Linked DNA regions of Homo sapiens: region 1 is linked to region 2. A link is an interaction called in ENCODE POLR2A ChIA-PET data of the cell type or tissue named here. Cell type or tissue: CD4-positive, alpha-beta T cell. All regions are shown on one strand. Each heading gives the region's core, and the rest is flanking DNA. Links, peaks and the distances in the headings are about the cores only. Region 1 overlaps RASGRP1 (RAS guanyl releasing protein 1). Region 2 has its middle 44 kb from the start of LINC02694.

Region 1 (11,819 bases), core at 2,440-10,439, 140 kb after region 2:
ATAATGAGTTAAACTTTCCTTTTGCAGTGCTTTTCAGAGTGTGTAATATGCTCACTGGCCAAAGAGGCTACAGAATTTATAGCACTTCCCAAGCTCATTGACCACAGAACCCTTTTATCAAGAGACAAGGTTCCCAGGAATACCAGTTTGGAAGACAGGCAACCTGCTGTCTTTCAAAATGGGGCCGCTTCCCTTTGCTTGTTTAGTGAAGGAAACTGAATAAGAAATGCATGGGTTGATTACAAGAAAATAATGGGGGCAGGGCGCACTCTAGGGTCAGCTAGGCTTCCTTGGTCATTTCAGTAGCTGAGGACATTTGAGGAAAATGACACAACTCTGCCAAGAGTGACCATATGTTTCTACGCGTGATTCCCTCCCTTTATGACATCTTGCTGTGGTTCTTTGAGCTCTCTTTCTGGCATGAAAACTGTTTCACTGCCTTGGGATTTCCAACCAGATAGAGAGTCCCTATCATTCACACAAGAATGAAGGAACACACAAGCAGAATGGAGGGAGCAGACATACCAGATGATACACAAAGGAGCCAGGACCAAAGGCAAGGAAACTGACCGATACCTGAGACTCCTTCCTTCCCACTGCCTTAAAGTAAACTCATTTATCCTGTACCCAACTGCACACTTAAAAGGCTCACTGAAAACCAGCAAGACCTCCTGGAGGCTGCCATGGAAAAAAACTGATTTGGAGAAACTCTGTGAATGCACTGTTTTGGCATTCACAAGGAAAGTTAGCTAATGGTGTTTTGTATATTCTTGTGAGAAATGTTAATGGATTTACTTGCAAAAAGCGATTTATTCCTTTTCCCTGTCTTCTCCCTTTCACATTTACCCACAAAAGCAATGCCCGTGACTGGTCCAGGAAACTTACTCAAAGGATAAAATCAAATACCAGCAAGAAACGGAAAGTCTCCCTGCTCTTTGACCATCTGGAACCAGAAGAGCTATCCGAGCACCTCACCTACCTTGAGTTCAAGTCTTTCCGGAGGATATCGGTATGTATGCAAGGGGCAGGAGAAAAATCTTCCCTGGGATATTTCTGAAAATAAGATGATAATTCAACAGCCCATCCGCTTCATAACCTTAGAGGCCCCCTCAAGTCGTGGCAGGCTTTCCTGCCAGACATCATAGAGTCTGAAAAAATCAGTACCATCTGAATTCCTTTGATTGTGACTCCTGTGCTTCTCCCATCTCTCTTCTTCCATGCCCCCGCCCCATACCATCCCACCACTCACTCAAGTTACCATACTGTGGGCACACATCACACACACACACACACACTCTCTCTCTCTCTCTCTCTCTCTGTCTCTCTCATTCTACCCTCATACCCCTGATAATCCTCATACCCCTGATAATCATTAGGCTTCAACAACTCTTTTTAAAATCTTCCTCAAAAAAAAAAAGGGGGGGGGGTGCGGGGGCGGGGAGAGGATATGTCCTCTCAGAGTTTGAATTCATTCTGGGGTAAGCTTTGAATGGCTCTGGGAAATCCCAAAATAGATTCTACTGCCCTAGCCCAGAACATACCTAAATCCTTGAAGTGGTCCTGGCCCAGAAGTCACTGTGATTCTAGAGATAAGCTGTGCTGACCCAAAACCTTTCAACTGGGGCAACTAAGCAGAGTCAAAGGGAGAGAGATTTCAGTTGATCATCAGGTACAGAAAGAGTACAGGTTCATCCTTTCCTCACTGCAATCCATATGTGATCCCAAAGAATATTAGTTCTATGCAAGAGAACTTGTCAACATGTCAGATGCCAACAGACCCTCACTGGCTAATGTGCTTTCCTGAGAAATGAAACCCTTATTCCACTTAGCCCCTACCCCTACCAACAGATACAGTCTTCACCTCCGTGCTAAAAATAGTGACCACCTAGTTGCTGGGTCCATTTATTAAAATGACCAGTATTCTCCTGGTGAGGGGATGGAGGCCCAGAGGGCTGACTTGAACAAGGTCGACACAGCTGATTACAGTCAAAGCTGGGGCTAGGACTACATGCCTCTCTCAGTCACTCAGCACCAATTTGTTGAGCTCAGTTGTGTCTGGAAGGAGACCTGCAAATCAGGTTACAAAGGTTATTTTACATTTTCATTCATAATATTGACAGCCCTTCTGTTTTCACGCAGCTGTTTGGTCACTCAGCCAGGAAGCTCCCAGCTTCCATTTGGAAATAACTTCTCCAAGCATTAACTCTCCATTCTCTGCACCCCTCAGTACCCCAGACCCAAATTGAAAAGCTCTGCCTCAGGAGTTCCCATTTGGCAGTGCCTCCCCGTCACAGGGAAGGACAGCAGTCAGAGCTGAGCCACTGAAAAAAGCCATTTATCACACAGGAAATCTGAGCTCTGCAGGGGTCAAACTGGCAGGCTGCTTGGTCAGGCCTGCAGGATGTCTGCTTGATGCCAATGCTCACATCAGTGGAGGCAGAAGTGAAAAATCAGTGCAGAACGAGGAATCCCAGCCAGTGTCCCCAGGGGTTGAACAGTGTTCTATTTGCAAGTGAAAACATCAGTTTCAACCTTCATTTCTTTTGAGTGGCTTGGTCCCTTCATAGAAGACTATCTCAGGGTTTTTTTGTTTTTCCTGTACAGTGCTAAACAGTTTTACCAAACACAAGTTTTCTCTCCAACATGAGGTTGGAGGGAAATTTATCTGTGCTGTGAATTGAAAGGCATTTGATATCTTCTGTTTATTACAAAACTTTAGGGGTAGTGAGGATGTTACTGGGATAATTGTTTTAAAAAAACAAGTGGATTTAAAGTTATATTTATAGTGGGAGGGGGGTATTAAATGTATTCACTGGAATATATTAATTGAATGAATATATTCAAAATATATGCAATGAGTTGTGGCTACTTTCTTTTAGAACCAGTAAGATGTTTGCTTTATATATCTCTCTTAAGGAGCGATTTTGGTCCTACTCATAGGTTTTCCACCCATCAGCAGCCATATAGCACAGTAAAATGGGGCTCAGTTAATTTGCAGCTATTTTATTTGGGTTGTGACTTCTCATCTATATATTTACTACTTAGGCAGAACTAAGGTGTACTGTAGTAATAACCCCCCACCCACCCACCTCCTGTACAATCTCAGTGGCTTAATTAAGCAAAAGTTTATTTTTCACTCACACTGCATGTCTAACATGGGTCAGCAGAGGCTGATCAGAGTTCCCCAGGAACCCAGATGATGGAGGCTTCATCTTGCCAGGAATTTCCAAGATCTCTGCAGCAGTAGGAAGGCAACATGGCAGACCACTCACTGGCTCTTACATCTTTGCCTCCAAAGTTACATCGCTTCCACTCAACATTCTGCTGGCTGAACCATGTCATATGGTCACACCTTCTTTCAAAGGGAAGAGTTGAGAAGGGAAGAGTTGGAAATAATTGGGGAAAAGCACCAAAGACTTCCATAGGAAAGTTGAAGAGAAACAGACTGTGATTTGAGCAGAGGGATTCTTTGTGACAGGGACACAATAGCTACAAACATCACTTAGACTAGATCTTCAGGGACATTTCCAGTTTTACACATGTTGTTTCATTGCCAACTGTAGTCAATGCTATTGTCAACTTGGGAAACCATGATCAGCAAACATATAGCTAACCAAATTTTAAGTACTCCATTTGCCTCTGCTCCAGTTGGTGAGTAGAAGGAAATACAAACAGGCTTGTATTAGCATAAGGTTCATAACTACTCCATTAGCGCAACCTTACATATATGTAACACTTTAAAAAGTTAAAGCTTTCACACATTATCTTCTTTGATCTTCATAACAATTCTATGTCCTAGATAGGGCAGATTTTATGATCACATTTTTAAGGTAAGAAAACAGCTGGGGAGAGAGAGATTTGTTTTTGTCAGGGGAATTACCTTTTATTCCCTTAACCTTAGCAGCAATACTGATCTTTATTCTGTACTGTATTCTTTAGAATTTAGAATAGTCAGTAACAATATCTACTGAAATACAGCATTTGGATTAACTAATGTGTCTACACATCCACTTATTCCTAATAACTTTCGATGTAGAGAAATCATGCTGTGGGTAGAATAAGGAAGATTTCCCTCCCATCATGCTTGTTGGCAAGTGGCCAAGATGCAGAAGAGCACCAGGAGCTCCTCTGTTCCATGGCAGTTCCCAGCCATCAACTGAGCAGACTGGACTTGTCCCTTAAATCTTCTGGAATACCAGAGTACAGTACTGATAGGTTTTTTTTGTTGTTGTTGTTTCTTTTCCTGCAGTTCTCTGATTATCAGAATTACCTTGTAAATAGCTGTGTGAAGGAAAACCCCACCATGGAGCGATCTATTGCTCTGTGCAACGGCATCTCCCAGTGGGTACAACTGATGGTTCTCAGCCGCCCCACGCCGCAGCTCCGAGCAGAAGTCTTCATCAAGTTCATCCAGGTGGCTCAGGTGAATAACTGGTTTAAGACATTTGGCTTGGGCTATAAGGTAAACTTTCTATCCCCTTTTCCTCCAGCTTAGTCTATTAATTAGAGCTGTTTTTTCCCTCCTGAACCATGGCGAGGGGGTGGAGAGGTTTGTGTGCCTTCAACCAGATCTAGATATGGTGACTTGTCTCTTCTTCCATACAAGGACAGTGTGGAGGGGAGGGGGCCATACAGGCCATATCAGGGGTCAGGATCCAGTTTTAGATCTGTTTAGACCTTTAACATTTTTCAAAAGATGCTTACCAGCCTACATTATTTTCCCGAGTCTGGCCCACATGGCAAAGGAAAGGGCAATTCTAAGATTTACTGGAGCTGGACCATCCTGGATTGTCTTAGGTCTTTAAGCCCATGCAGTGCTGAATGGCTGCATTTAATGTTTGAGGGGCATTTTATAAGAGGAAAACAAGTACTATGAACCCATATTTGAAGTTCCCCAGAGATTCTAGCTTCTCTGTCCCAGTTACTGTCCTATATAGGCACTGGCATTGCATGGGAAAATAAGACAAAGTCCTTACCCTCAAAAATAAAAGTCTGGTAAATTTGGAATAAATAAAAGATTACACTTAATAATATCTTTCTCCAACTCTGGATGGTCTAGACCAGTGTTTCTCAAAGTCAACAGCTCTGACTTTGGATCACCTGCTCTGATATTAACTAAAGGTATATTAAAAGTACAGATCTCCAAGCCTAACCCCAGATCCAGGCAATCAGAATGTCTGGGTTAGGTCCAGAAACCATTGTGTTAAACAAATACTTGAGGTGATTCTAAGAAAGCACTGATCTAGAAGGTGGTCCACAGATCAGCAACAACAAAAGGAGAGAGATGTAATGCCTCCCAGATGTGGAATCCACCAGTCTGAATAAAGCAGAAGGGGAGACATGGACAGGAAATTGCAATGCCTCGTAACTAGTCTTTAACCAGCGTAAGGGAGACTCACGGCACAGAGACAAGAGGCAGCCTCTAAGCTCCCCATATAACTGACATGTACAGTGACTCTGCTGTCATCTGTCTTCTGTGTCACAGAAGCTCCACCAACTACAGAACTTCAATACACTGATGGCTGTGATAGGTGGGCTGTGTCACAGCTCAATCTCGAGGCTCAAGGAGACAAGTTCGCATGTCCCACATGAAATCAATAAGGTCAGTGCTACTGTCTTCTCTGGGGCCCTTAGCAGCATTCTCAAGATGTGTGCCAACATTTTCTCCTTGGTGGGCAGCCCAGAGAGCATTTCCAACCACACCATCCCTTGTCAACCAGGCTAAGTGGCAGGGAGGCAAACCTTAAGGAAATCCATAGGATGGAGAAGTCACATTTTTTAGAGTAACTGTGATTTTGTCTGGCCTCAGACAGTGTCACTGCAAACATTCCTGCTGGACCAGTTGAAACAATGTGTGCCTCTTCCCATGTTCATAGGCCATGGAATATTCAGTTACCATCTTTGACACTGATTCCCTCGCTCCAGCTCCTTGCTCTAAAATGTGTTCTCAAAAGGAATTGTGGTTCGGTTGACCATAGGTCAGTTTGCACATTGAGTGTAGTTATATAGTGATATATTAAAAACTTAGCTATCCAGAACCCTTGAAGAATGACATTCCGGATAGTTGAATTTTACCAGATAATTGGATATGAGTTCTTCAGATACCATTTTGTAATACATAATGTTTTATTAATGAATATTTTTCTTAAATGTCCTGTACATTTTCCTACATTATTAGATTTTACAGAATATACTTTTATCTTTTATGACATAGGGCTGTTTTGCTTGTTTCTCTTTTTTATAGAAACAGGGTCTTCCTCTGTCATCAAGGCTGGAGCACAGGCTGGCACGATCATAGCTCACTGCAGTCTCAAACTCCTGGGCTCAAGCAATCCTCCCACCTCAGCCTACCAAGTAGCTAGGACCATGGGTGCACACCATTATGCCCAGCTATTTTTTAAAATTTTTGTAGAGATAAGGGTCTCCCTATGTTGTCCAGACTGGTCTCCAACTCTTGGCCTCAAGCGATCCTCCCATCTCGGCCTCCTAAAGTATTGGAATTACAGGCATGAGCCACTGAGTCCAGCTGGAGCTGTTGTTATAAATATAAACCACTGTAATATACCGAGGATATAAATGTATGGCATGGGTTAGATAATGACTGCTCTTTGAGCACTTTCATGTAAGAGGACCTTACTATACTCAAGCCCCAATCCTTCCAAACTAGCATGGAGAGGAACTCTCTTTTTAGGGAGAGATACCTAAGCTCATTACCCCATCTGTTTTTCCCAGGTGTTCAGCTCCCTTTTGGGGAGTCTTTTATTATCTCTGTTATCACAATGCTGGGCCTCTGGGGAGGCCCCCCACTTCCCAGTGGTCTGATCAAAAGGGCATCATCTTTAGTCACCTCTTCATTCCTTAACGGTTCTGCTGAAACCAGGTGGAACAGTTGAAAAGATTGCCCACATCTCAGAGGTGACAGAGAGAAATAGTCACAGAGATTAAGAAGCCTTCATGTCATTTAGCTTATAAGAGAGAGCTTGCTCCTCTTCAGCTTGGGGTCCCCCCACAGCAGTGCTTCCTGTCGGTAGCTACTTGACCCTCAGGGTGGTCTGCATAGTGAATTAGTAAGTCCAGGGTTGAAGCAAAAGTCCCCAAGTTGTTGATTTCACCTTCGGAGGGGAATAAAAATATCTTTATCATTTTTGCTGTTACACTCTTGTCTTGTGAGCCCCTTCCATGCCTAGGGCTCACCTGCACCATTGGTAGAGGTTTATGAAGAAGAAGCTCTCTTGCCATCTCCCAGTGATTTGAAGGGGTCTGACTCCAAGAACTCCAAGTTCTTCATTGTGGAGAAATGGTACTTCGTAGGCCACAATTTTATTAAGTTTGGGCACAGTGTCTAAAAGGGTTACAGTAGTCCCCCTTATCTGAGGTTTTGTCTCCTGTAGTTTCAGTTATCTGAGGTCAACTGCAGTCCAAAAAAAATTTAATGGAAAATCCCAGAAATAATTCATAAATTTTATTATTTATTTATTGATTGAGACAGTCTCACTCTGTCACCCAGGCTGGAGTGCAGTGGCTCAGTCTCAGCTCACTGGAATCTCCGCCTCCCAGGTTCAAGTAATCCTCCTGCCTCAGGCTCCCAAGTAGCTGGGACTACAGGCGTGTGCCACCACGCCGGGTTAATTTTGTATTTTTAGTAGAGACGGGGTTTCACCATGTTAGCCAGGCTGGTCTTGAACTTTGGACCTCAGGTGATCCGTCCACCTCGGTCTCCCAAAGTGCTGGGATTACAGGCATGAACCACCACGCCTGGCCAATTCATAAGTTTTAAAATGCATGCTGTGCTGAGTAGCATGATGAAATCTTAAGCCATCCCATTCCATTCTTTCTGGGACTCCTTCATATCAGTCACTAAGTAGCCGTCTTGGTCATCAGATTGACTGTCATGGTATTGCAGTGCTTGTGTTCAAGTAACTCTCACTTTGTTTAATAATGGCCTCACAGTGCAAGAGTAATGATGTTGGCAATTTGGATATGCCAAAGAGCAGCCCTAAAGTGTTTCCTCTAAGTTCTTTACTTAATAAGGAAGGAAAAAAATCATATGCTGAGGTTGCTAAGATCTAAGTAAGAAGGAATTTCATCTATGAAATTGTGAAAAAGAAAAGAAGTTCATTCTAGTTTCTCTTTTGTACTTCATACTGCAAAAAGTTATGGCCACAGTGCATGATGGGAATGGCATTACATTTGTGGGTGGGAAACATGAACAGAAATGTGTTCCACTTGACAGCAATCGGGTTTGTTACTATGCACAGTTTCAGGCATCAATTAGGCGTCTTGGACTGTATCCCCCTAAGGATAAGAGAGGACTCCTTATGTTGTATGATAACATGATTGGCAGACAGTCACTTCATGTCTTTGCTTCTGAGAAAGCTGGTTATCACTCATGGGGAATGGATTCTGTGAACTGCTTGCTGACTTGAATGACAAGTGATTGAAAAGAAAACTAGATCTGGCTGCTCCCTTTCTGTGCTGGTGAGCAGCCGTTCCCACTTCCAGGTTTGAAGCAGGGTGTAACCTCTAATGTCCTCTCTCCTGTCCTTTGCTCAGAATTGATCTAGTCTATTCAGTCTTTTTAGTTCAAGGTTTTAGTCTGTGAATGGAATGTCACTTGCTTTCTAGTCATAGGCCCATTCTGAGAATCTTGAAAGGCCCATCAAGCACCTCATAGAGAATAACACACAATAGACTACTGAAGCTCCACTCTTAAAATACATGCTCTTCCCCATGCCAGCAACATAGTCAGCATTTCCTGACATCACATTTCAACTGTTAATCAATGCAGTGTCTCTGGAAGCATTCAGAAGACACCAAGGAAGGGAATCACATGGCTTGGGGACAGGAGTTAGAGGGATAGTGTTCACTATATATTCTTGTACCTTTTTAATTTTTGTATCAGGTCCTTGTTTTTGAAAAGAAGGAAATTTTAACATAAAAATGATAAAACCCCGATTTATAATGTTTAAGTTATATAACAGATTCAAGCATATCTTGTGTTTATAAATATATTCTGTGATATTTGACATAGCTGAGGTTTTAACTGGGGAGTCATAATCTGTACCTTTTACATGAATTACCCCCTGCTCAACAAATTCTGGATGGGGTGAGATCATGGCACAGGATGCAAACATGCAAGGTCCTCATTACAGACAATGCACACTGCCTAGCGGGTACCTGTGATTGGTCTGTTCTGCTTTGTAGGTTCTCGGTGAGATGACTGAGCTGCTGTCCTCCTCCAGAAACTACGACAATTACCGGCGAGCCTATGGAGAGTGCACCGACTTCAAGATCCCCATTCTGGGTGTGCATCTCAAGGACCTCATCTCCCTGTATGAAGCCATGCCTGACTATCTGGAGGACGGGAAAGTGAACGTCCATAAGCTACTGGCCCTATACAATCATATCAGTGAATTGGTCCAGCTGCAAGAGGTGGCCCCACCCTTGGAGGCTAACAAGGACTTGGTACACTTGCTGACGGTGAGGCTCACACTGGAGGACAATTACTAAGCACTTTCTGTGTGCCAGGTGCCATTCTATACCCCTTACCAAATATTAGCTGTTAGTCCTCATAAAGGCTCTATGAAGCAGATCCTATTACTATCTCCAACATATAGCTAGGGATACTAAAGCACAAAGATATACCTTGCCAGGAGACCACACATTATTAAGTAGCAGAGCCTTGATTCAGACCCAGGTGGTGGGACTCTAGAGACTGTGCCCTTCAGACTTCTAGGACTGTTTCACTACCTCTACAAAAGCAGTCCTAAGCTCTCTGGGAGGAGCTGATGGCAAATCAGGATACAAGTCTTGGTAACAGATGGAGAGAATGAATGTGCTCTCATAAAAAGGGCAGGCAGTAATTTAAAAAACAAACAAAAAACACCCAGGGTTATTATTTGGTTCCTGGCTTAGATCTTTGCTCTTGGAGATATTCAAGTGAAGATGAACACTTGTCAATGGTGTGGGAGACCAGGATTTGCATTTTGCATATGGGGTGAGATCAGATGATGAACTCCCTTCCAGACCTGCAATTCCGTAGTTTACCAGCTGTGTGACTATGGACATATAACCGTCCAAGATTCCTCTCCTCAAACGAATTAGTCTCTGGGATGACTTCGAACTTCTCTTCCAGTTCTAAAGTTACACAGTTTTTAACCTGCTGTTTTTGGAGAGTAGAATAATGATCATAACCTCTTTCTGCCTCACAGCAGCATTTTGATAGAACCCTGGGCTTCACATCAGCTGGTGTGTGATCCTAGCCCTTTCACTTATTAGCCAGGTGACCTTGGCAGGTCTGTGTCTCAGACATCATTTGTAAAAACATGGAGTGAATCTTAACATTCTTTGGATTATAAATCTTGTGATGAAAGCTGTGAACCTTCTTCCCAGAAAAATGTACATAAGCCATTTATTTTTAAATATGCATGTAATTTCAAGTTCTGAAATCCTTGAAGCCTATCCATAGACTCAAGGTTAAGAATAATATTATTCCTAAGGACTTCTCTCCTAAAATTTTATAGTTCTAAGATACATGAAACTCACTATTTTTTTTTTTTTTTTTTTTTTTGGAGACAAGGTCTGGCTCTATGACCTAGACTGGAGTGCAGTAGTGCAATCTCAGCTCACTGCAACCTCTATCTTCCAGGTCCAAGCCATCCTCCCACCTCAGCCTCCTGAGTAGCTGGGACCACGGGCACACGCCACCACGCCCGGTTAACTTTTGTATTTTTTGTAGAGACAGGGTTTTGCTATGTTGCCCAGGCTGGTCTCAAACTCCTGAGCTCAAGCAATCAACCTGCCCTGGCCTCCCAAAATGCTGGGAATACAGGCATGAGCCACCATGCACCCAGACTCATTAACTCTTAATAGCAATTAATATGTCTTACCATTTAAACTGGATTTTATTGCTGGACTCAAATTTAATAGTCTCAGACTATACACACCATCCTTTCAGATCATCTGTCTGCTTTGAGAGAGAACAAGTGATGTATTAGTCATCTGTCCAGACAAGGCCTTTGGCCTAAGCTCTATATAGAGGCTTAGATTTAAATCATAGTTAAAAAGAGGGCATCCTATGTCCAAAATTAAAAACATTTCAATGAGAATTAATGCTTGCCCTATTGCAATAGTAGGTGTTATACCTGTTTTGTGACTTTTAAAAACAAACTGTTTAGAACCTAAAAGAGTAAACTACTGGCAAGGAAAATCCAAGAAAGAACCATCAGCTGTGGGAGAGGCAAACAGCATCTTAGCAATGAACCCTGTTCTGCTTTGATCTGCAGTTATCCCTGGATCTTTACTACACTGAGGATGAAATCTATGAGCTTTCCTATGCCCGGGAACCAAGGAACCACAGAGCTCCAGTGAGTTTTTCATATTAAGACTCCACATGTAACAGGTGCTTTACAAGCTTCTCCTCGAGTTCATTCATCCTCAGGAACAGACTTTCAGTTCAGTTTAATACATGTACTGTTTTTCTTAGTGCTCAACCTTATGCTAGGAACAGAGAAAGCTTTTCAACATATGTCTGAGGAATAGTTCCTGTCCATTAAAAAGCTGTGATATAGTTGAAGGGATAAGCCTAATGTGTGACCAGTGAATAACTAGTGAACAGTAAATAACTATATCATCAGAATGCCAGGTGTGGTGGAATCAGTCAGTGGTTTACAAAGTAGAGAAGGAAGATACTATTGTGCACCAGAGTGACATCCCCCCCGCATTAAGAAGAGTCCCCACATAAATTTCTTTTCTATGATTCATTGATGATAATGAGAGTAATATGCGTACTAATCAGAAGCTAAATTTCTGAAGATTTC
Region 2 (11,819 bases), core at 1,779-9,778:
AGTTGTAGGTATATATTTTAGAAAATGAATAAACACATATACTAGGAGATGTGCTGAAAAATGCTCCTCTGACAGAGGTAAGGAATCAGAAAAGCAGAGATCATTGGCTTCATAGTGAAGCAGCAGAAATTCAGAAGGCAATCAGTCAGTTGAAGTCGGTGCTAGAGTTTCATAGAATTTGGATTTGAGGTGCATAGAGATGGTGAGTCCAAGTGAAAGAAAAAGTGTCAACAAAGGCACGAAGAAAAGAACGTTAGAGACAGATATGACTACTCTGGGGCTGGCACTGGGAGGAATAAAGGTGTAATAGTTCACTTTGGGACATACTTGCCTCCTAAAAACCGGAAGTCTCCTAGGCTTTCATCATCTCCTGGTCTCACCCTCAATTTTGTCTGTCCCTAGCCTCAGCTATCGCCTCTGAGATGAGCCCCACAGACATATCTTTATATCAAGGCTGTCTTTTCCAGGTGCCAGCTGGATAGCTCCTCACATCTCCCTGACTCCTCACATTCCACAAGTTCAAAACATTTCATCAGCCTGAACCACCCCTTCACCAGTCTCCATCCTCTGACATCCTCTCCCTTTGCATTACAACCATGTAAAGGGATCTGTTGGACAAGTGTCTGTTTATTGTCCCTAAAGCTACTTTTTATACGTTTTTCATGAGGTAAAGCTATTATTATTTAACAAATATTTATTGAATATCTACCATGTGCCAGGCACTGATAAAGATATCCTGACTACATCAGTGGGGAAAACACACAATGATCCCTGATAAAGAAAAAGAAGAACATCTAAGTTTAAAATAATAAATCTACAGGTAAAATGAAATGCCAAGTCCACCAATTACCTGATCTACAAGAAAGATTTCTGTGAGACACTCGGCAACAACATCTGTTATTTTACAGGAGTAATATCCTGATGTTTGGAGTCAAACAGGTCTGGGTTCAAATCCCAGCTCAGTCACTAAGTTTAGCCTCTTAGGCAAGTTACCTGCAGCCTGCTTCCTCATCTGCAAAATAGGCCTAAAAATACAAAATTGGGGTGTTGTAGGTTTCTATGAAATAATACATGTAAGTACTTTACACATAGTTGGTGCTCAATGTTAGTTTTTCTTTAATAAATATGCTCATGTTGGTTTCACTGAGAAATGGTGCGTGTGTGTGTGTGTGTGTGTGAGACATACAAATAAATCAAGTTGAAGAGATAACGTGGCACGGGGGAGCTGAAGGACGAGGTCCTACCCAACCACTGCTGCCTCCTCTATGGAAGCTTCTCAACTTCCCGGTCAGAATTCACTTTTCCTGGGCCCAGGAATTATTTCTAGACCACAGTGATTTTTACTGCGGTGATGTCTATATCTTCATTGCTACAATTCTTGAAGGCAGTGTCTTACATTTCATGTCCCCTTCAGCACCCAATACTGTGCCAACCACAAATATTAGCCTTGTGGAATTCAGGTAGCTAATCATGTCCTAGCAAGACATTTTATAAAACTAGATGAAAGAATAATGGCATAGGTCATGTATTAGTCGCCTTGGGCCTCCATTACAAAATGCCACAGACCAGGTGGCTTAAACAACAGAACTTTATTTTTTCTCATTTCTGGAAGCTGGGAAGCCCAAAACCAAGGTGCTGTCAGAGTTGGTTTCTAGTGAGGGCTGTCTCCCTGGCTTGCAGATGGCCCGCTTCTTGCTGTATCCTCCCATGACCTTTCCTCCATGGGAACAGCAGAGAGGGAAGGCTCTCTGGTGTCTCATCCATTTCTTATAAGGATCCCAGTCCTATCGGAGTAGGGCCCCATTCTTATGACCTCATTTAACCCTAATTACTTTTTCTTTTTTTTTAGATGGAGTTTTGCTCTTGTTGCCCAGGCTGGAGTGCAATGGCGTGATCTTGACTCACTGCAACCTCTGCTTCCTGGGTTCAAGCAATTCTCCTGCCTCAGGCTCCTGAGTAGCTGGGATTACAGGCGTGCGTCATGTCTGGCTAATTTTTGTATTTTTAGTAGAGACGGGGTTTTACCCTGTTGACCAGTCCGGTCTCGAACTCCTGAACTCAGGTGATCCGTCCGCCTCAGCCTCACAAAGTGCTGGGATTACAGACGTGAGCCACTGTGCCTGGCCAACCTTAATTACTTCTTTAAAAGGCCCTGTCTTCTAATACGGCAGCATTGGGAGTTAGGGCTTCAACATATGATTTGGGGAGAGACAATTCAGTCCGTAACAGGTCCTTACCTTTATTTTCATCTGCAAAAAGAAATGTTAATTAAAGGGAGAGAGAGATTTGTTGTCCCTGATCTCGTAAAACTCACATCTATCTTCATCTATCAAGACTTGAAGACAAGGTTAGAAATGAAGAAAGAGGCAGGAAATAATGAGGAGCCCCCTCATGCAAATTGTTTCATTAGGGAAGAAAAACTAGTAATCAGGGAATTAGGAGTCTAGAGCTTAATGCCAACAAGGCCATTTACTTACTATGCACTAATCTCAGGCAATGCATCTAGCCTGTCTTCATTTTCTATTCTATAAAATGAGGTTAAGATTTCCCGCTACAAAAAAGATTCTGTGATTCAAAAATAAGGTAATATTTTCCATTTTAAATAATATGCTTTCCCCTTATTAATGTTTTCACACTCACTGTCTTTGAAAACATACTTAATCTTGGTTATTTTTACATTGTTTAATGCTTGATGTGAATTCACACCCTAAACACAATCCCTTTGTGTTTACTTTCTCTTCTTTACAATGCCCAGTATTTGAGCATAAATTGTTACTCTTGTCCCTGACCAGTTGAGAAGGTACATCTCTGATTTCTCGCCAGAGTGAGAAATAAAATATTGTAGTGTACTGCTCCCCAATGTCTTTCTCCTGTTTGAACCTCATCTACCTGAAATTTTATCTTTCTGGACCTTCCCTTCACCAGAAAAGTACAATTCCTAGGCAGCATTTCCTGAGCAAAACAGATGTGGACTGCATTCTTCAGTGAAGCTCAATGTGGCACTCCATTCTGGTCCCTGGATATAATTTAAGTTAACTTCACAACAGCCAACCAAAGTAAAAAAGGTGGGGATATACTCAGTAGTCCTGTTCACCAAGTTTTCCATCTCTCTGCCTGCCTTTTGGGCACATTGCAGGATTGCACATCCTGGTCACTCTAGGATTGGATGTGGCCATGAGACTAGTTGTAGCCAATGAGGAGAAGTGACTGGTATCACCTCTGGGGCTAGTATTGAATTGTAGGACCATCTGAGGGCACTCTTCTCCTCTGCCCTTGGCGATCAACAAAGATCAGCTAGTGACTGCTCTGATAGATTGGGTCATGGAGTGAGGACAAAGAGCAGAGAGTCTACCCATCTCCCCAAGTCCCTCTTTCTCCAGCACAGGGTGGACATATACCTTGAGAGAAAAATAAACTTTTTTGAAGGTAAAATTACAAACATTTGGAGGTTGTTTGTAACTGAGGCAAAACTTAGTCTATCCAACTGATGAAGATGACTACTATGGGCTCTAACCCTTTCCTACATTCTTATAATCTGAAAGATACAGCCCCTCCACCTTGGACAGCACAGCCCCACACACGTGGTTGTTCAAGTGCACACAACTAAATCTTTCAAGAGAAAATAGACTCTCAAGTTCAGTTAAAATACAAATATTCTCAGAACTCAGTTACCCAAATCCAAATTTGAAGTGTTCCATCATTTGAGATTCTGTAATTTGAGGGCCTTGTACTAGACCTGTGCTGTTCAACATGGTAGCCACCAGCCACCTGTGCTATGAAGTACTTGAAATGTAGCTAGTACAACCGAGGAACCAAATGTTTAATTCTACCTAATTTTAATTAGTTTAAGGTTAAAGTCAATGTAAAAGATTTTATTAATAATTCTTGATTACATGTTGAAATGGTAATATTTTGGCTATATTGAGCTAAATGAAATATATTCATAAAATTAATTGTACCTGTTTCTTCTTACTCCTTTTAATGTGGCTACTAGAAAATGTAAACTTGCATATGTGTGCCTGCCATTCTATTAATATTTCTAAATTTTAATTTTTTAATGTTTTAATTTTTTTTGAGATGGAGTTTTGCTCTTGTTGCCCAGGCTGCAGTGCAATGGCATAATCTCGGCTCACTGCAACCTCCACCTCTCGGGTTCAAGCGATTCTCCTGCCTCAGCCTCCTGCGTAGCTGGGACTACATGCATGCGCCACCATGCCCGGCTAATTTTTGTATTTTTAGTAGAGACAGGGCTTCACCATGTTGGCCAGGCTGGTCTTGAACTCCTGACCTTAGGTGATCCACCCGCTTCAGCCTCCCAAAGTGCTGAGATTACAGGCATGAGCCACCACACCTGGCCTTAATATTTCTATTGAATGATACCGGTCTAGAACCTAGTCCTCAGGGTTGTAAATCTTCATTCAAGTCCTGCTTTTCTATTTTCCAGTCCTATGTAAAACTATGTTGTCAACTCCCTTTAGTTTCTAGAGGAGTGAGTTTTCTCTTTTTTCTTTTTTTCTTCTGGAGATGGAGTCTCCCTCTATCACCCAGGCTGGAGTGCAGTGGCGTGATCTCAGCTCATTGCAACCTCCACCTCCCGAGTTCAAGTGATTCTCCTGCCTCAGCCTCTCAAGTAGCTGGGATTACAGGCGCACACTGCCATGCCCAGCTAATTTTTGTATTTTTAATAGAGACAGGCTTTCACCATGTTGGCCAGGCTGGTCTTGAACTCCTGACCTCAAGTTATCCACCTGCCTCGGCCTCCCAAAGTGCTGGGATTACAGGTGTGAACCACTGCGCCCAGGCTGAGTTTTCCCTTTCTAGCCCTAGAAATCCCTAATTCATTAAAGGTTGAAAGAAGTGTTTCCCCTGTTTCCCTAAGTCCTGACGAGCTCTCCCCTAGGGAATCCTACTGTGCCACTGTTCTCTCTGAAGCCAGCTTTCTCGGTCCTGCTGACAGGCCTTCTCCAACTTCCTTCTTGAATTGTTGTATCCTAGTTTCTTGCTTCCCTGTGTCTCTGTCTTTTTAAACCACCAAAGTGTCCTGGTTGGACATCATTTGCATTTACATGCTGACCCATTACTCTGAGACATCTCCATTATGTTTTCATTTAACAAGGAAATTACTAAAGATCTCTGTATTTATTGTAGGGGCCATAAGAAGGATGATGCATTGGGAAGAGCGCCTATCAGCTCACCACTGGGTTTTAGGAAAAGGATGCACTTGGCTTAATCTATTGCTTTTCTTGGGTGATCTCTGGGAAGATGTTTCTCCTGGCCACAGTCTCCCCTGTTAGAATGGCTGGTCGTAAAATATTTCTACCGGACAATCATGGGATTCAGTGACATCGCCGTAGGGTCTGTTCATTGATTTCCCCTGGAGCTCTTCACAATCAGAGTTTAAAAGATCTTCGATGATTCAAAGCCTGAACACTAGAAGAAGCTCTCAGGATCTTCCAGGCCCGGGGAGGAGCTAGCGTGATGAAGGCCTAGACTCCTTTCATTACCCTTCTTTGCATCAGATATTTATCTGGCCTTTGGTGCTGCCCCTCTGAATGTTAAGTAGCTGACCCAGTGTCATATTCTTAAAAGGCAAGTAAAACATCCCCCAACCGTGGCCTAGAGCCTACCAAAGGCCACTGATGGTACAGCAAGATATTTTCAAATCCTGCAAAGATCAAACAATTCTTCTACGGTTGCTCCGACAGCCGCAGAAAAACTACCCCCCACCTCCCCAAGCTAACTTCCTGACCCCAAAACCCAGAGTCTAATCACTGAGCCAATAGCTTTAAGTTTGGGGTTTTGACAGCTACGGAAAGCCAGGCTGCAGAAAGGTGGCTTCCAGACAAGGGCAGAGGAGGCTGCACGAGAGGTTCTGCAGGCTTACTTACTTTTAATCTGCTAGGTTCTTCTAATCTGCTTGCTGCTGCTTTGCATATATTTATGGTTTGAGTGCCTTCTCATTCCAACTCTTGAAGTGAATTAGTCCCAGGGATTGAAGTCAGGGAGGCTTCTCTTGCATGAACTAATCAGCAGGGCAGGACCTGAGTGTACCTTGCATGGTCTCTTTCCCAAACTGGGGGCTTCCAGAATAGAGGCTGACACAGATCAGGCTCTGAATCTGGATAGAGATTCAAACCCAAATAGACAGCACCAAGCTTCAAGCCAAATACAATTGTGAATAAAATAAATAAGTGAAAGTAATGGATGAATATTTTTATGTTGATAGGTATCACCAAGCTTATGCTCTCAGCTCAATGGCCTGGCCACACACTGCTTAAACCTCCGGGCTTGGAGACCAGAGCTGTCCCAGAATGCAGTGAGCGTGTATGTTCTACACCGCTGGCCTCGACCATTGCATATAAACACAGGTTTCACTCAAGCTGTTCTGCAAAGGAATATAGGAATGCAGGTTATTTACCAGTGAAAGAGTGTTTTAAGTGTGTTTAGAGGTGTAGACTGCGGTGGTTTTGCATATGTGAGGTAACCAATCATAGGATATGATTTTAAGGTCCAGAGCATGCTAGGGTTCTACCCACACTACTTCCCATTCATGAAATAGCTGATGCCTGAAATGCCCTGTGACCTTTACAATCATTTGGCTTAAGGGTAAGAATATTTCTAGAAGGAACAGTTCATTAAAGCTTATTAATTACCTCTAGAATAGATGATCCTATAGTATCAAATTCCTGAGAACTGTTTTGGAGGAAGAAAGAACAAAGGTTTAAGGTGCCTGAGGAGATATTTTAGAAAGAGAAATGGGTACAGTGAGTTCCCCTCACTTTTCTGCATCAGACCAGCTCTGGGTGAAGATGAGAATTGGAGAGGCAGGAAGAGAGGGGAGCAAGGGAATTGGGCAGTATGGATGACCTCGAGTTCCGCCTTCTCTTTCCTGCCCAGTTGCCCTTCACTTCAGCCTGCATGTTGCTGGAGCATAGACGCCAGACTGGGTTTGGTTATCTTTGTCACCTGGAGGGGAAGGGGGTGTGGTTTTATTTTAACACGGCTTCCTTTGCTGCTTGGGTGTTGCTCTCACAAGTGTTAACTTGCCCTGTTTGTTGGAACCGAGTAGTTGCTCCCTAAGCCCTTGTATTTCAGCAGAAAGAAGAAAAAAGCATCTCTTTGAAGGGAAGGTGGGTGAAAAAGAAAGCCACATTAAAAAGCCAGCCCGTGTTAAATTTGGGCTTGCTCCTATTTGTAAGAGGTTTAAAAATACCCTGGGCCCTTTTCTGCTTTTGCACGCTTATTTAGCAGTTTGCCCCCATTTCCAAGCAGCCCCTTGTAAAGGCGCTTCCTCTGCTCGTACACCAGCTGAGAGCTTTTGTACCTGTTCTCTGAAAGATTCAGTGGCTCTAGAAACTCCTGTTAGAAGCTTGAAGACTCTGGCCCCAGCTAGGAAAGAAGATCTGACTTCAAACATGAGAAACACTAATGAAGAATTCTTCATCCTGCTCCACCCACCCCAGCACACGCCCCAATCAAACAAACCTAAACCCACACTTCAGGGGTGTGTCCCCGCCACCCCCAGCTACTTATTCAAAGATAAGTTGACTTAATTGTTGTTGTGAGAGAATGGTGAAGTGTGCTTATTCCATGTGGGGTGGGGGTTTAAAACAGTTGAGCAAGTCAGGGAGCCATGGAGCTCTTCCTAGGAAATAAAATCCTTTGTGTGTCCTATAGGAATGAGTTTTAAAATCTGGTGCTCAAAATGGAACAACAAATGGGAGCAGACACCAGTAAAGAATGGGTTAAATATAATATGATGTAACCATAAATAGATAACTGAACAGTTGCAAAAAAAAGAATGAGGAAGCTTTTTGGGCACTGACATGGAACAATTACCAAGAGATATTAAGTCACACAAAAGCGAGGTATGGCACAATGTGGATAGCCTGCTGCTGCTGTATAAAATATCTCCCCTATACACACAGATTATCTAAAATCCACAAGACAGGATAAATTTTACACTGGCTCCCAGTGCCCTAGAAGGTTTGAGCCCCAGGTCTCCTCAAGTGTAACCTTCCCAATATTGGCCTTATTGACTTTCTTCCTCTTCCTTTCCTCATTCTCCTATCAGATTAGTTGCCTTTGGGAGGGAAACTTCATGCCTGGGGAACCAGGTCAGAAAGACATTTCATGGCCTATCTTTTTGTACTCTTTGCATTTTAAAATGTAAATGTGTTGCCTATTTAGAAAATAATAATATGGTTTAAATTAGGTGGTCAAAAGCTTAATGGAGTAGCAAGCCTAATTCTGGGGGTGCAAATCTCCCACCTGCCAATGGCAAATCTGGTTAATCCAGCCAGCAACCATCCCCTAGGCAGCCTAACAGCCTAGTGGCAGCAGGTACAACCTGCAGATTATCTTCAGAGGAATGTGGCAGCCTGTGAAGCACTCTGCTTTCTGAACCTGCACCTTTCAAATAGACTCCAGGATCATGCCAGGCTGGGTCAATTTCACCAGGCTGTCAACATCCCATAGCACAAATCTTAACATATAAATGAATTGGACTTCACAGGTTCTCAACTGACAAACTTTCTGGGAAAGGATTTTGGTCAGAAAGTTCATGAGCTTCTGGGTAATTCAAAATAAAACAAAATATACTATTGATTTTTCTAACTGTAAATTTAAGACTTGTTCAATGCAGATTACTTAAAGAAAAAAAAAATACACAAGGGCCAAGAATTCTCCTCACTGAACATGTTATTGGGGTCATCGCTTCATGGCAATGTATAGAGGTTGATATGGTTTGGCTGTGTCCCCACCCAAATCTCATCTGGAATTGAAACTTCCATAATTTCCACATGTCGTGGGAGGTGATTGAATTACGGGGACGGGTGTTTCCCATGCTATTCTCGTGACAGCGAATGAGTCTCACAAGATCTGATGGTTTTAAAAAGGGGAGTTTCCCTGAACAAGCTCTCTTCTCTTGTCTGATGCCATGTGAGATGTGCCTTTCACCTTCCACCATGATTGTGAGGCTTCCCCAGCCATGTGGAACTGTAAGTCCATTATATACCTCTTTTATAAATTGCCCAGTCTCAAATCTGTCTTTATCAGCAGCATGAAAGCAGACTAATACAGAGGTCGTCTTCTTGTTGTTTATAGCTGCATAGTATTCCACTGAGTGGACCTTCCATTGCCTTATTCAACCAATTTCCAAGCTTTTGCTATTATAAACAATGCTGCAATGTATAGTCACATATAAAAGTATTTGTGTAGTTTTACAACATATTTTTGGATAGATTCCTAGAAGTTGGATTACTGGATCAAAGGGAAAATGCATATGTAATTTTACTAGATATATCAAATTCCCATTCATGAGGCTTATGCCATTTTACATTCCCACTAGCAATGTATGGAAGCATCTATTTCACCACAGCCTCACCAACAAAATATGCTGTCAATCTTTTAGATTTTTGTCAGCCTGACAGGAGAGAATATTGTATCTCAATGAAGTTTGAAAGTGTATTCACTGAAAGTATGGTTGAGAGTCTTTTCATATATGCAGGATCCATTTTCCTTTCTTTTTCTGTGAACTCTCTGCTCATATTTCCAACCCATTTTTCATAGATGTGTTGGCTTTTTTCTTCTATATTTTTTGAAGCTCTTTACATATTATGGTTATTAACTCTTTGTGCTATAAGTTGCAAATGTTTCTTCCCAGTTTCTATAGCCTTTCAAAATACATATATTGTTAACCTCAGATGAAGAAACTAAAGGATAAAAGATTTAAGGATGCTTCCCAAGGCCATGAAATAAAAGCTACACACATTTCATTGATAACAAATTGTAGGTGCACAGTAGTTAATGACAAGAGGTCCCTCTGCAGACTCTGTCTGGATAGCAGTACATTTAGACTCAGAGCTCCAGAGTCCAGATCTACTGGATAATCTCAGGAATGTCAACTCTATGTGTGAGGCCGCTATTTCCATTTTTCTGAAAAACCAAGCAGAGCACCCTGTTTCCATTTTTATGGAGCTCATTTGTTCAATACCTTCATTTGTTCTGGAAACCCTCCATGTATATAGTGGAAGTCAGGCAAGGTCTCTCTGAGCGGGTGATATTTGAACTAAGACCTAAGACAAGCCGGCCATTGTGAAGATCTATGGAAGAGATTTCTGAGCAAGGCAAATACCAAGAGCTGAGTCCCTCAGAGAGAAAAGACATAAAATGTTCCAGAGAGGAACAACTGGAATACAAGGTGGAGCCCCGTGAATAATGGGGCACGTGATGGTAGATTAAGTTGACAGCAGAGGCTAGATTACACAGACTGTTCTAGGTTGCGTTACATGTTTTGGTTTTAACTATCTTTTTCCTCTGGCTGAGTCCAATTGTTTGTTTATTTATTTTTCCCATGAGTTAATTATTTTTACTCTGTCTTCAGCTTCTACTACAGGAAAACTAGCTCTCACTCCCACCGTGTACTCCTGTTAAAATTTGGAGAAAGCACTGTTCTTGTTCTCCCAGGACCTGGCAGCTCTTCTTCCTAGAGGAGAAAAGCAGATAACATACACAAGCACTTCATTTAGCACAGTTACACAAGAGGCAATTCATTCTCTATACAGAAAGGAAATACGTGTTCACACAGGCCGACACACGCAACCTGGGCTTTGCCCAACACAGACCAGTGATCATCCCTTGTACATTTGCAAGTTGCCTCTTACGCAAAGTTCATCCAGGTACTTTACAAGTTCCTTGTCGGGAGGAACTTTATTTATGTTTTGCACCCTTCATAAATTCTTAGGACATTGTTACATACTCAATAAACATTAGTGGCTGCTTACTTACTAAGTAGGTTTGCTTGGAGTTTAGCTATTAAGAAGCCCTATTTCAGCTGTCATGCCCATTGCAGGCAGTAGCAACAATTACAGAAGCCAAGGAAACTATTCAAAATAAATATTTCCTATGCTTTAGCACCCATTATCCCTCCTCCTTGCAACTCCCCACTGCTGGTAACAAATGAGTCTTTCCCCATCTCAGGAAAACCTGTGGAACCTGGAGAGGGCAGTGAAGAGCTAAATGAGTAATTCTGAAAGAAATTACACAACCTACCTGGAGTATAAGAGATCTACCACAGAATTTTAAATGCTGACTCTTTTTTATTGGATGCTTGTTTAATTTGAGATATTAAATATTCTGCTTGAGAAATGTGTTTTGTAATCACTTTTTATCTTTGGCTATAAATGATATTCCTCTTGTTCTTGATAATGATATCTAATTTAGTAATTTAATTTTCATTCCACCAGACAGGCGTTCCCACACACAATTGAAGTATGCATTTAGAAAGAAACCTAAGACTGAGCAGGTTGGCTCATACCTGTAATTCCAGAACTTTGGGAGGCCAAAGCAAGAGCATCACTTAAAGCCCGGATTTCAAGACCAGCCTGGGAAACATAGTGAGACCCCCGTCTCTACAAAAATATTTTAAAATTACCTAGGCATAACAGTGGTGCACACCTGTAGTCCTAGCTACTCAGGAGGCTGAGGTGGGAGGATCACTTGAGCCTGGGAGTTAGTGATTACAGTGAGCTATGATTAATCAGTGCCACTGCACTCCAGCCTGGGGAACAGAGCAAGATCCTGTCTCTAAAAAGAAAAAGAAACATAATATAGATGCCTTCCTTGGATCCAATTAATATTTACTGAGTGCTCCCTAGATGCCTGACACTTTCACAAACACTATTTTATTTAATATTCTCCCAGACTAGTTTAGTTTTTTCAGCAAACATTTATTAAGCACCTATAGGTGCCAGCATCATACCAGATGCTGGGGATACGTATCAGTCGGGATGGACTTGCTAATGTTGTGGTAACAGACA

Evidence for each region. ChIA-PET counts read pairs that join two places held together with the same protein. Peaks named below come from ENCODE experiments on the same cell type or tissue, not always from the same donor. Only the 100,000 strongest peaks of a DNase experiment are listed, where the experiment ranks them.
Region 1: POLR2A ChIA-PET joins it to region 2 with 5 read pairs; 5 of 35 experiments call an interaction of 5 or more read pairs at or near these places.

What each region holds. Positions count from the first base shown.
Region 1 is chr15:38,505,387-38,517,205 of GRCh38, reverse strand. RASGRP1 (RAS guanyl releasing protein 1) reads left to right here. Exons shown (of 17, transcript NM_005739.4): 6 at 856-1,009; 7 at 4,250-4,423; 8 at 5,486-5,602; 9 at 9,205-9,480; 10 at 11,286-11,366. LOC105370774 (a long non-coding RNA gene) reads right to left here. Exons shown (of 2, transcript XR_001751485.3): 1 at 10,890-11,819; 2 at 1-3,352. Among named protein-coding and RNA genes, the nearest start is that of RASGRP1, 54 kb to the left of the region's middle. In CD4-positive, alpha-beta T cell, for the core only: no CTCF peak of the experiment used is centred there; no DNase peak of the experiment used is centred there; H3K27ac peaks cover 907 bases.
Region 2 is chr15:38,647,080-38,658,898 of GRCh38, reverse strand. No RefSeq gene overlaps it. Among named protein-coding and RNA genes, the nearest start is that of LINC02694, 44 kb to the left of the region's middle. In CD4-positive, alpha-beta T cell, for the core only: a CTCF peak has its summit at 5,539; DNase peaks (open chromatin) are centred at 5,758, 7,048, 7,458 and 8,358; H3K4me3 peaks cover 2,890 bases; H3K27ac peaks cover 3,647 bases.